2 separate regions of the Homo sapiens genome follow, and region 1 is linked to region 2. Evidence: chromatin contacts called from ENCODE Hi-C or POLR2A ChIA-PET data. All regions are on one chromosome and are shown on one strand. The core of a region is the stretch at or near the end of the contact, and the rest is flanking DNA. Distances in the headings are between cores, read along the strand shown.

Region 1 (5,806 bases), core at 1,757-4,256, 1.1 Mb after region 2:
ATCCCAGAATCTCAAGATACCTTGTAATCAGAAGCCCAGTAACTACCAAGACAACTCCTTACCATCTTCCTCATCGTCATCGTCATCCTCATCATCTTCGTCATCCTCATCGTCCTCATCCTCTGAGGCAGGGGCAGCAGCTGCTGCTTTCATCGCTGCTGGTTCAATTTCATCTTCATCCTCATCCTCGTCCTCGTCATCCTCCTCATCCTCCTCACTGTCATCATCCTCCTCTTCATCACTGTCTTCCTTCTTGGCATTCTTGCCATTCTTTGCCCCCTTGGCTGGGATGGCAGCACCCTTCTTACCAGGAGTTGCTACCAATGCTTTGCCTGGTGTGGCTCCCTTCTTGCCAGGTGTGGTAACTGCTTTGGCTGGTGTAACTGTCTTCTTGGCAGGTGTTGCTGCTGCCTTTTTGCCTGGAGTGACAGCTGCTTTCTTGGCTGGTGTGGCAACTGCAACCTTTTTTGTTGGGGAAACGACCACCTTCTTTGCTGAGGTTGCAGCAGCCTTCTTGCCTTTCTTCTGAGGTATGACGACCTTGAGAATAAATGAAAACCAAACCAGTAAGTCCAGCCCCACACCCAAAAAGATAACCATGGTCCCAATGAGATGTTAGACTCTGGCAATGCCTCTGGTTCAAGACCACATGCACTAGACACATTAGCATGTTAAACTCCAGGCTTCTGTTATGTTGTCTTAAGTCAGAGCCCCTATCATAAGGTGAATACCCAGACATAAGGAACTCTTTTGAACACTTAAAAATACCTCTGAACCAGACCCTCTGAATTCTTACACCTCATACTTTCCCAAGCCCCAACTTTCTCATCTGAAAATGGTAATAGTATCATCCTTACATGTTTAAGGATCATGAATTGCTATGTGTAAATTATTCAGAACCTTACACATAGGAGGCTCCAAGCATTAACTTATTAAATCATTTGGGGCTCCTACAGTGGGTGGCGGTACCAAGCCCAGTGAAGCTCAATTCTTAGGACCTGAGACAAAAAATGAATAGGCTAAATATAAATATTCCTTACAAAACTATCACACATCAAAGAGTGTGCATGGTAGTTTGATAAAAGTCATCATTTAGCTACATTAAAATCCCGTAGTTTTATCAGGCAATGTGTGGAAGAGTAAAACTTTCATTCAGTTCTCAACGAGAAACCTGAGCACAATTCAGTGCTCAGCTGTCTTTATAGTGAGCAAATAAAAGGCCAGGAGTGCTAAAGAGGGTCAATGGTAACACAAAGAGAGGTGGCAGCCCTCAGTCTACACCAGAGATAACTATAAAACACAGTGAGTAGTATTACAAAGTTTATATATAATGGAATGGAGACCAATTAATTTTAATTGGAGGCTAGGAAAGGAATCTGGTAAGGTTATCCTCAGCTCTGAATACAATGCCCAGCTCTACATGTGGGGGTGAGGCTAACATGTTGAAACTGGAAAAATGTAATGATTTAACACAACAAATCACACTCCAAGCCCTGCAGAGGAACATGTAAAAGAAATTCCCAGATCTCGTCTTACACTCACATTCAAATACTTAGCCAAATGACATCTTGACATGTCAATGAAGAGCTTGTGAAACACTCAACCACTACAATAAGACATACCTGAATAAAATCTTATTTTTGCCACAGATATCCAATTTCATGTCTTAACTCTCCATTTTGTAGTTTTAACATAATTCTGCATTAAGTTGGATAAAATTACCTCTTCTCCACTGCTATCATCTTCTTCATCTTCTGACATTTCCTCATCTTCACTATCTTCTTCTACCTCCTTTGGAGGAGGAGCCATTTTCTTGGGGTCACCTTGATTTTTACCTGCCTAAAATGGACACAAATAGATCATTACACCTCCACCTCGACATTTCAGGCCATTCATATTTTGCCATTAGTGTTCATACGCCATCATCTCCGTCCTCAGATCCATTTCTCATAGTGCCAAACACCACAACTAACATAGAAACTACTCCTGATGGCAATGCAAGAGGGACTACTCTCAACCGCCCACATTTTTCCTCCCAGGCTTTACCAACAGAAAACCTGCCCTAAGGTAAAAAGTCAACCTGAGGAAATGATTTCTCCTCCCGTTACCTTAGTTAAGCACAACCGTGTTTTAATACTACAAATCCCGGTACTTTATTCTACCACCCTCATCTGAATCCAAATTAACGGTGAAGATCATTAAGGCACTTAAAAAAATGACTACCTTGATTTTCTCATGAAGCTTATGCCTTTCCCAGCGAGACAACCCCGCCCCTTAAAGAGGCGGCGCGGCCACGTGGGGGTACCTGGTAGGCCACCACGTGCCCGAAACACAGCGCAAAAGGCACGCGGCAGAGCCACCTTCCGGGGCCCACCACGTGTCGGCTTGCCAGGCCGGGGCGGAGACATCCGAGCGCAGCCGGGACTCCGACTAGGGCCGATACCGCCATTTCCCGGCCCAAGGCACCCGGTCCCTCTGGAGATTCCAGGACCCACGCGGCGCGGCCCACGTGGCAGGCCGCGCTCCCGGGCACGTGCGTCAGGAGTCGAGTCCCAGCTCGTACGCGTCGCAAAAGTTTGGTCTCATCTCTCCACCCCGAGGCCCAGCGCCCCCTCCCCGCGCTCAGTGACTCTGTCTTTCCCGCCGCGTTCGCCGCCCCCAGCACCTGCAGAAGCTCTTCACCTCGCCACCAAGTAGCCAGAAGCCGCGAGACCTCCCCACTAATCGCGCGAGACTTCCCGCAGCATGGCGCCCTAGAACGCGCCCGGGACTGCGCGCAGGCCCTCCTCCCCGCGGCGCCGCGCTCGCCCCTCGGAAAGCAGGCCTACACGTCTGCGCTCGCGCTCAAGGCCGTTTACCTTCGCGAGCTTCACCATGATGGCGGCGGAGTGTGAAGCGGACAAGTGGCGCAGATGAGTCCAGAAGAAGCCAAGCGACGGCGATGGCGGCCGCGGGTGCTGAAGATCCCGGAGCACGTACACCCGAAGGCCAGCGAGAGCTCGAGACTGAGGCGAAAGACTGAGCCTGCCCAGTAATCGCCTGTGGAAAGGCGACGACGGCGCCCTCGTGACTCCGCGCCGACCAACCAAAGCTCGCGGCCGTCCCCATGAGCCAATCGCGAGCCTCTAACCGTGAACGGCGCGGGGCGGGGAGTAGGCGGGCCGAGGCGGCCACGGGAGGGGGAGGGGCTGGCAACGGCGCCGTGGGGGCGGGGCTCGCTTTGTGCAAGGTCCGCGCTGATTGGGCCGTGGGCGCGCGGGTCCCGGCCTGCGTCGTGGGACTGGCGTTTTTGGCGCCGGCTGTGAGGGGAGCGCGGGGGTGGTGGAATCGGGCGGTCTCCGGTTCGCCAATGTGGCTGGGTCCGTAGGCTTGGGCAGCCTTGGAGTTCCTCAGAGACCCCGCGCTCGGTCCCGGCACGCACTCACGCCGCGGCTCCTGGTGGCCCTGGAGCGAGGAGTCCGCCAGCACCGGAAGTTCAGGGACCGCGGAGTTCCCGTTGGCCCTTTTGGAGGCACAGCTTATCCCTGCTTGCCCGCGAGCATGGGGCCGGAGGCACCCCCCGGCTGCAGGCAGTCTCCTGAGAGCTGTTAATAAAGGCAGTCGCGGGTCTGTGCGAGGTTTTCTGTGAGAAATGCACGAACCTCCCCTACCCCACAGAACCTCAAGCGGGAGATATTTCTCGACATGGGGAACGGCCTCGGAGAAGTAACTTTCTGGCCTCACAGGGCAGGGAGAGGGGCCTGGGAGGGCCGACCGCAGAGCCGGGCCTTTGACCGCCCACAGGTTCCCTGGTTATTATTTGGGTCGAATGCGCCAATTAAGGTGGTGGCTGCGAAGTCAGTGTCACCAGATGGCCCGGGAGCAGGTCGAGAGCCACCGGCAGGGTTCCCCGGCGGCAGGGCGAAGGAGGCCGCCAGTGACTTCCACGGTTAGCTTTGTGGGTGGGTCTCACTCGATGCCGGGCTTAGCAAACCAGAGCATTTCCCTCCGTCCAGGGCCTGCCGGGGATCCATCCCATCCATAGGTCCAGCTATGGATCCATCCATACCTCATTGTTCCTACAGAACCAGGATATCTGCAGCTACGGCTGTACTTGTTAAAAATCACCTCAGGCCGGGCGCGGTGGCTCAGATCCGCAATCCCAGCATTTTGGGAGGCCGAGGCGCATGAACCGGGGAGGCGGAGGTTGCAGTGAGCCGAGATCGCCCACTGCACTCCAGCCTGGGCGACAGAGCGAGACTCCGTCTCAGAAAGAAAAGCATTTGTTAAGGCCGGGTGCGATGGCTCATGCCTGTAATCCCAGTACTTTGGGAGGCTGATGCAGGAGGATCGCTTGAGTCCAGGAACTTGAGACCGGCCTGGGTAATATAATGCGACCCTGTCTCCACACAAAAAATAATTAGCGGGCATGGTGGCGCTCGCCTGGAGTCCCAGCTACTCGGGAGGCTGAGGTGAGAGGATCGCTTGAGCCCAGGAGGCGGAGGTTGCAGTGAGCCGAGATCGCGTCATTGAACTCCAGCCTGAGGAACAAGAGCGAAACCCCATCTCAAAAAAAAAAAAAAGAAAGAAAATAAAATTATTTGTTAAATGAATGAAGTATTTAGGTAGAAGCAGCAGCAGGGAGAGCCGGCATGGCTCAAGTGGCGTTGCTTTGGAGTTGGTCTGGGGCAGCAAAATAGCAATATCTAACACTTCATAATGCTGATTCAGTGCCAGGCGCTCTTCCAGCTCTTTACATATTAATTAACTTACTCTTCAAAATAACCTTTCCAAAAAGTTACCACTGTTTTACAGAAACTGGGACATAGAGGTAAATTAACTTGTCCAGGGTCGCATAGCTAGCAGTGGAGGCGTAGGATATAAGTGAAGACACTGCTGTGTCATCCCAGTTTCTTTTTTTTGAGACAGAATCTCACTCTGTCACCCAGGCTGGAGTGCAGTGGCAGGATCATGGCTCACTGCAGCCTTGACATCCCCAGCTATATCAATCCTCCCTCCTCAGCCTCCCAAAGGTGAGCCACCACGTCTGGCCTGTTTGTTTCTAAATGCTTTTTTGTTTTCTTTTGAAAACATGAGTATTTATTGAATTGTAAAGTATACACATAGTGCAAAATTCAAAAGATTCAAACAGATGCACAATAAAAGGTCTCCCTCCCGTTCCTGTCCCCTAGGCCTCCCAGTCTCAAGGCAGTGGCAGTCTCTTGTATATCCTTCCAGATTCAGCCGTACGTGCAAATAGACAAGTATATTTGTTATATTTAATACAAACGCTATCATATACACTGTTCTGAGCTCTTCTTTTGTGTTAACTATATGTATCTTGTAACTCATCCTACATCAGCACATGTAGAGCTGCCTCATTCTTTTTAATAGCTACATGGCATTCCTTGTGTGGAAGGATCACAATTTATCTAGTCACCATTGCTGGATAGTTAGGGTTTTTTGCTATGTTTGGCCATTACAAACTGCTATAGCAAATATTCTCACTTACGTTATTTTACACAAATCATATCTGTAGAACAGCTGGGTCAAGGGTATGGACTTTCACATTTTCATAGATGTTCTCCCAAGTGCTGTCTTTGGTTGGGGTTTTCCATGGCCGTTCCAGCCAAGAGCGACCCCACCTGCTCCAGCTGGCTCAGATTATCTGCTGCCCCTGAGCTCCAAGGCTGGGAGACAGTGCTCCACGTTTTAGCAGAGGAAGAACTAGATGGTGGTGAGAGGTGTGAGCATGGCTCTAATTATTGTGGGGAGTGTGACTAGTCTCAGACACCAGCCAAGAAGCTGCAGGGATACCACTGCCTTG
Region 2 (6,249 bases), core at 2,952-5,451:
GCCCTGCAAGGACTGCAGGAGTGTCCTGCAGGGCCTCAAGGTGCGGGGCAAGCTTGAGGGCTTCAGCCTTGGGGGAGGTCCAGAAGGCAGGGCCACCTTGGGGTTCCAGAAGGAAAGAAGTTCTCAGGGAAGAGGACAGGGACCAGGAGAAGTGAAGGGCAGAGTCCCCCGCCCCTCACGGGCTGAACAGAGGGCAGGCGGTGCCCTGGTGATGCTCGTGAGCTGCTGGATGGCAAAATGATCTCAGAATCCAGTCCTTACATGGGTTCGACTTTATTTAGAAGGAACTATGGCACTTCTACCACACATTTCGAAGTGTTTGGTGAGCTATAATCCCCAGTAGAGGACGATTTTCAGCTTTATTTCCACCCAGCCCTTAGGAGGCTGCAGTGCCCTGCGTCGCCAGGAGAGGGGGTGCAGGCCCAGTTGGGGGCGGAGCCTGGAGGAGCACGGGGTGGCCGCTTGGACGGGAACACGGGAGGCTGACATGGGGAATGGCGGTCACTGGCCCCTTGCTCGCTGCGCATGCTCACAGTGTGTCTGTGGCAGGCCTTGCTGGCTGGATGGCCTTGGGAAGGAGGCATGAGGTGGCTTCCATGGGCCACCAGGAGCCTGTGGTGCTCGTCAGCACCATGGGACAGGGATCTGTGCATGTCCAGCTGCAGATACAACAGGGGCTCAGCTGAAGGACCCTGTGTGATGATGCGGACTCAGGGGTGGCCCTGGGCCAGTCTCTTTCCTCCTGGTGCTGCACAAGGACTGAGGGCATCCTCGGGGTTTCTCATGAATGGTCCCCACCTTCAGAAGGTGGCCGGAGGGACTTCCTGTGTTGTTCAATGCTCCCCTTGTCTTTCTGACTCCCTACAATCCTTCACCCATAGCCTCTTCCTCCGCGCCAGGGTACTTCTTCCCATTCGCCCATTTTCCAACGATTCACCCCCTTCCAACAGCAATAATTACATTTCCACCTCCAACAATCCCACTGGCATCTTACAGTGTTGCAGGTTTGGGAGCCCAGTCACTGAGGCTGTGCTGAGCAGGGGACCCTGGTGAGTGGGCCAGGGAGGATCAGACCAGCCTGGTCTCACCCAACTTCCTAAAAGCTGAAATATTGCCACCAAATGCCCGCTGAGCCCAGGGGATAATTGCATCACAATCATGCAGTTGCAAGGAACTATGATCCCAGCCTCTACCCATCTGGGGCACAGATAGAAGAGAACCTGAGAAGAGAGATGTGTACCCATGTGCTTGAAATCTTTAAGATATAGGCAAAATGAAGAAACAGATGGGGATCAAAATACCAGCTTTATTCCTGATAAGAACTGGATTAGGAATGTGGCTTAGACATGTGGCAGTAAAGGGACCCCTAACACTAAACCCCAGAACTGGCTTATCCCCATGGCATCGAACCCTCCCTCATGCCATGCAGGCCCCTGTCCTTGTGCACTTGAGCTTGGAGGGGCCAACAGAGTCTTGGTCTCTGCAGGCAGGATGACTCCAGGGACACCCAGCAAGGAGCAGGCTCACTCCCACTCCTAGAGAAGAGTCCCCTAGAAGAGAAGAGTCCCCTAGAAGATGGGTGGGGACCAAGCCTTGATTGATTGATGTTCCACCTCCTAGAAGGAGACAGTTTGGCAGGACTGGCTGCTCCCACTAAAGATCCCAGGCGCCTACTCTTCACTCGTCACTTCTACGTCCCTTGGAGGCTGGCCAGGTTCTCTATTCTCATGCCCCAGTGGCACTGTTGCTGCAGCTGCCTCCTGCCCTGAAACTCTCTGGTCCATAACGCCAATGACCTCATCTCAGGGATAGACCTCTGGGTTCCCACATGGGGGTCCCAGGTTCAAGAATCACAGCCCCTCCCCACCCCTCGCCACTGAAGTCTGAACTGAAGCTGCTTTTGGTGAAGCTCACGAAGGCCCATCACCTGGATGGGTGCCCTGCCTGTGGTTCTTCCTCAATCACTGCCTCTCCTGCTTCTGAGTTTTCCAGGCTCCAGTAACTGGAACTACTTCTGTGACAGCAAAAACATTCCCTGTTGCCTGTACTCCTTGCAGCCATAGAAAATGCTCCAGGAGTTCCATTATTTCCTTCTAAACAATCCAGCAGGATTTTTAGAACTTCATACTACTTCTTAATTTGGTCCTGTCCCTTTCCCAACCCAGGTGTGTCTGATGTATTCCAGATCAAAGAAACTTTGCTTTTCCCACAGAAGCCTAGAGATTCTCCATTAACTGGCATTGCTTTTGCAGAGTGTGGTGTGTGCTCAGCTTTTTCCAACCCTGTCTGACAAGAACATCTCCTTCCCTGCTGTCAGGAGCTGCCCTAGCAAGGGCATGTCCACCTGTAAAGGTCAACACTTGCAGATTTCCAGCCAGCTCATTGGTCTGGAATTCCAGCCCCTAAGCACACCCAGAGAAAAGCTGGTACATATGTCAGTGCCACTCAGTGGCCTGGGCCTGCTTGCTGCCCAAGAGCAGTGAGAGGGGTGAGTGCAGACGCCAGAGCCGACTGGTGTGGTCCGCGCCAGGCCTTGTCAGTGCTGCTGTGCTCCATGGAGACTGGGATCAGAGGACAACTGTGCCCAACAGATGCTCAGCTTACCAGCCACTGTGCCTCCATAAAACTGGGGAGTCATGGGGGAGCGAGCAAGAGAAAGAGAGAGAGAGACCTACAGGTGTGCAGTACCTGATAGAAACAGTGACCTCGCCCACTGGAAAAGCTGTCCTCACCAGTGTCTTGGCACCTGCTTATTAACTCATTTTGGGGAAAGCAGGGCACCAGTAGAATCAGGGTAGAAACCCCCCACCCTCGTATTTTCAAATGTACCTGAACAAGCATTCACAGCTTCCAACTATTGTGCAATAAACAGCAAAAAAAAAAAAAGTCCTTGAACCAAAATTGTCCTTAGCTGCTCTGCCCTCTAAGATGGGGCATAGTTTACATGGGAGTTGGGGGAGGACTCCATGTTTGCCCCTTCCCCTTGCTGAGATGGCTGGGGGTGGGGGCTGGAAAAAGTTGGATTCAGCAGAATGTAATTTGGAAAACATGGCTCTGGAGCACCATCCCCTCTGGCCCCTGAATCCTCACCAGCTTCCACCCTCTGCTCACCTTGGGCCCTGGATTCCAGCGCCCCCAGGCTCCCAGCTGCCTCCCTGTCTCTGCCCCATGGTCCAGCCTGGAGTTCTGGTCCCTGGTTGTGTCCTGTGGCCCCATTCTCATGCGCCCTTTGCTTCTATTTCTTTACCTATGACTTTATACTGATGTAAAGCGAGTCTTCTCGGTCGCTTCTTGTTCTCTGAGGAATGTTGAATCAGAATCTAAATGGAAAATCTGGGAAGAGATAGAACCTCCCGCGGGAGCCACCCTGCCCTTCCATGTCTAGATCATCTGGGTTCCAACCTCCATCCTCCTCCAATGAGAAGCTTTTGTTCTCTCAAGATTCCAGTGACTTCTCCGAAGCTCTCTTCATCCCTGGCTGTTCCAAGGTGGCCCCATAGTCAAGATTCCTTAAACCCTTGCCCCTTAAAATGTTTGCCTTTCTTACCATGCTGGCTCCAGCCTCTGGTCCCAGGGGTGTGGAGAGTTCTCTCTTACTTCTGGCTGATTTCCAGGAAGGCTAAGAACACTCTCCCCAGGTTATAATGCTGAGCATTTTGGTTCTCTCCAGCCCTGGGTCCCCATGTCAGGACCTACCTTAGTCCAGTCCATGCTCTCCCATGGGCCTGAGAGAAGATTTGAAGTTTCTGGCTTTCCCTCCAACCCTCCAACTCTCACCCCCAGCCATTTCAGCAAGGGGAAGGGGCAAACATGGAGTTTTCCCCCCAACTCCCATGTAAACTATGCCCCCTCTTAAGAGGGCAGAGCAGCTAAGGACTATTTTGGTTCAAGGACATTTTTTTTTTTTTTGCTGTCCATTGCACAAGCAAGTGGACTCCCGGAAGCCAGCCCTGCTCGTCCTCTGGGCCCTCCTTTCCCTGGTCCTGCAGGTCTTGCTGCTTGTCAGGCCTCTCCTCCAACCGTCTGCCACATTTCAGAAAAGCTGAGAACCCCTTGGAGTGAAAAAGGAGGAGAAACACGGTGTCTGTATCCCAGCAGGAAGTTAAATAAATACTTTCACTTTTCTTTTCCCCATTTGGGCAGAAATCTGTGAGGGTGAGTCAGTCTGTCGGCCGACTTCCTGCTCCGGGTCAGGGCAGCCACACTGCACGCAGGCTGGGCCGACTGGGGAGCTCATAGGCCAGGCTCTGACACCCAGGCAGGGCCTAGGGTGGGACGATGGCAGGTGGGGGCAGCGACCTGAGCACCAGGTGAGTCTTTATCTCTCTTCCTTTCACCTTTATCTCTGGCAGTATTGGAGCTTTCATGCCTGTAGTTCAGTTTCTGTCTAAAGCTTCAGTTTAGTCCTGCTTTGCAAGAACATAGGTAGGTAGTGTAATATAATGGAATAAAAGAGAATGTAATAAGGAAATCAGATTTTTACAACTGCAGCAGGACAGCTGTTTGTGTGAGTCCAGCTTGCCATAACACAGATGACTTTTCTTGTTTTGAAACTACTGCTCAGCTGGCGGGGACACTCTGAACAGTCGTTTCAGTCATTTGTGACTGAGAGTTATTATTTCCTCATGAGAATGAGGAACACAAATTATATGTTTGTGTTTCAACAAACATTTCCTCATGATCTCCCAACCCTTTCACATCCCTCTGCCCTCTCTACCTTCACATATGTCATGTCAAAGAAGGTAGTTTGGAAATAGACACTCCAGGGTAAACAGCTGGCTTACTTTTAAACATTGGAAACTGTGGTTTCACCTGTCTTGGCAAGGGGCCTCAGTCAGCTTTGGGGCTATTTCCTTGACTGACTCAGGGTGTGAGTTCTGATACAATTGACCTTGATCCAAAGAAGGAAAAAGAAGAAAAAGGCCCAGGATGGCAGAAAGCTAAATATTTTTATTTTTACTTCAATTTCCTGTCCCAAGATGGGGGATGCCTCTGACCAGAAAAGAGATGGAAATCCTATCTTTTCTCTAGTAACGAGTTTATAAATAACATTACGTAATCTTTTTATTTTATTTCATTTTTTTGAGACAGGGTCTCACTCTGTCAACCAGGCTGGAGTGCAGTGGCACAATCCCGGCTCACTGCAACCTCTGTCTCCTGGGTTCAAGCGATTTTAATCTTTTAAATTTTTTAATACAAAAGAAATACATTACATTCTTACTCATAAAATTTCAAACAGTGGAGAAGTGTATAAACGAAAAAGTCTTCTTCACCACTCACTTCGCCTTGTAGCTTCCTTTCACAGTCTTGTGAAGAGTCTTCGGCATAACTTTTCTCATATTTTTCGATGCATTTACGTGTATGAAGTATGTTTTTGTAAACATATAATTTGTGTTCTCGTTTTGTAATAAATGGAATTACATTGTGCGTGCTATTCTGCATTTTGCATTTCTACTCATTTTAATGGTGGAAATCTTAGAGATCTTTTCACCTTAATGCATATAGATCTACCTCACTCTTTTTACATATACTATTCCATAGAATTTACATAGCATAATTTTTTAACCATTCTCCAATTGAAGGACATTTAGATTGTTTTAAATTGTTCACGTTTATCAATAAGCTATAATAATGATTATATATTTCTCTTTTTTTTGCACATATGCAAGTATTTCTCTTGTGCCTAAACCTTAAAAAGTGGAATTGTTGAAGCAAAGGGTGCTGTTATTTACTTGTTTATAGATCCTGCCAAATTGTCTTTTTAGGGGGCTGAACGGAGGTGTTTCACAAGTAGCAAATGAGATGAACCATCTTCCTGCACACAGCCAAAGTCTGCAAAGGTGATGAAGAATTACAATTTGTTTTAATTTGTATTTTCCTGATAATGTGGAAAGCTGAACAGCTTTTCATGTTTCTTGGCCACTGAAATTTCCTCTTCCATAATTTTTTTGTTTATTTTTTGCCAATGTGATTCAGTTGAGGTGTTTGTCTTTTTTTCATGATATGGGAGAGTTCACTAAATATTCTGCAAAGTATAAATATACTTTTCTTGTCCCTTACATTTGTATATGGTGACTTTTATCTTATTAACAGCTTAAAATTTCATGTATAAACATCTTACGACATAGATTTTATAAGACAGATGCACCCTCATTATAAATAGTGATGCAGAGAGTTGCTGAGGCACTCTGTGAGCACGGCCAGTTTTTAAAGTCGTTCTTCTGTTAAGGTGGCAGATTTGATTCTGCC

Evidence for each region. A loop is a pair of places that touch in the nucleus more often than their neighbours do. ChIA-PET counts read pairs that join two places held with the same protein, here RNA polymerase II (POLR2A). Pooled maps may share reads with other maps.
Region 1: a pooled map shows a loop between it and region 2 (5-fold over the local background). The contact joins the promoter of NCL here to the promoter of SP140L in region 2. A Hi-C loop is called at or near these places in 1 of 50 pooled maps. POLR2A ChIA-PET finds 5 or more read pairs at or near these places in 2 of 52 experiments (T-cell and activated naive CD8-positive, alpha-beta T cell).

What each region holds. Positions count from the first base shown.
Region 1 is chr2:231,461,478-231,467,283 of GRCh38, forward strand. It overlaps NCL (nucleolin), which reads right to left and starts at 3,007. Exons shown (of 14, transcript NM_005381.3): 1 at 2,859-3,007; 2 at 1,723-1,839; 3 at 63-540. The coding sequence starts at 2,876. RefSeq lists enhancers at 2,075-2,746, 2,652-2,701, 2,747-3,416, 2,762-2,951, 3,462-3,561 and silencers at 2,266-2,635, 2,982-3,331.
Region 2 is chr2:230,322,992-230,329,240 of GRCh38, forward strand. SP140L (SP140 nuclear body protein like) reads left to right here and starts at 4,202. Exons shown (of 19, transcript NM_138402.6): 1 at 4,202-4,310; 2 at 5,766-5,840. The coding sequence starts at 4,279. RefSeq lists an enhancer at 3,876-4,345.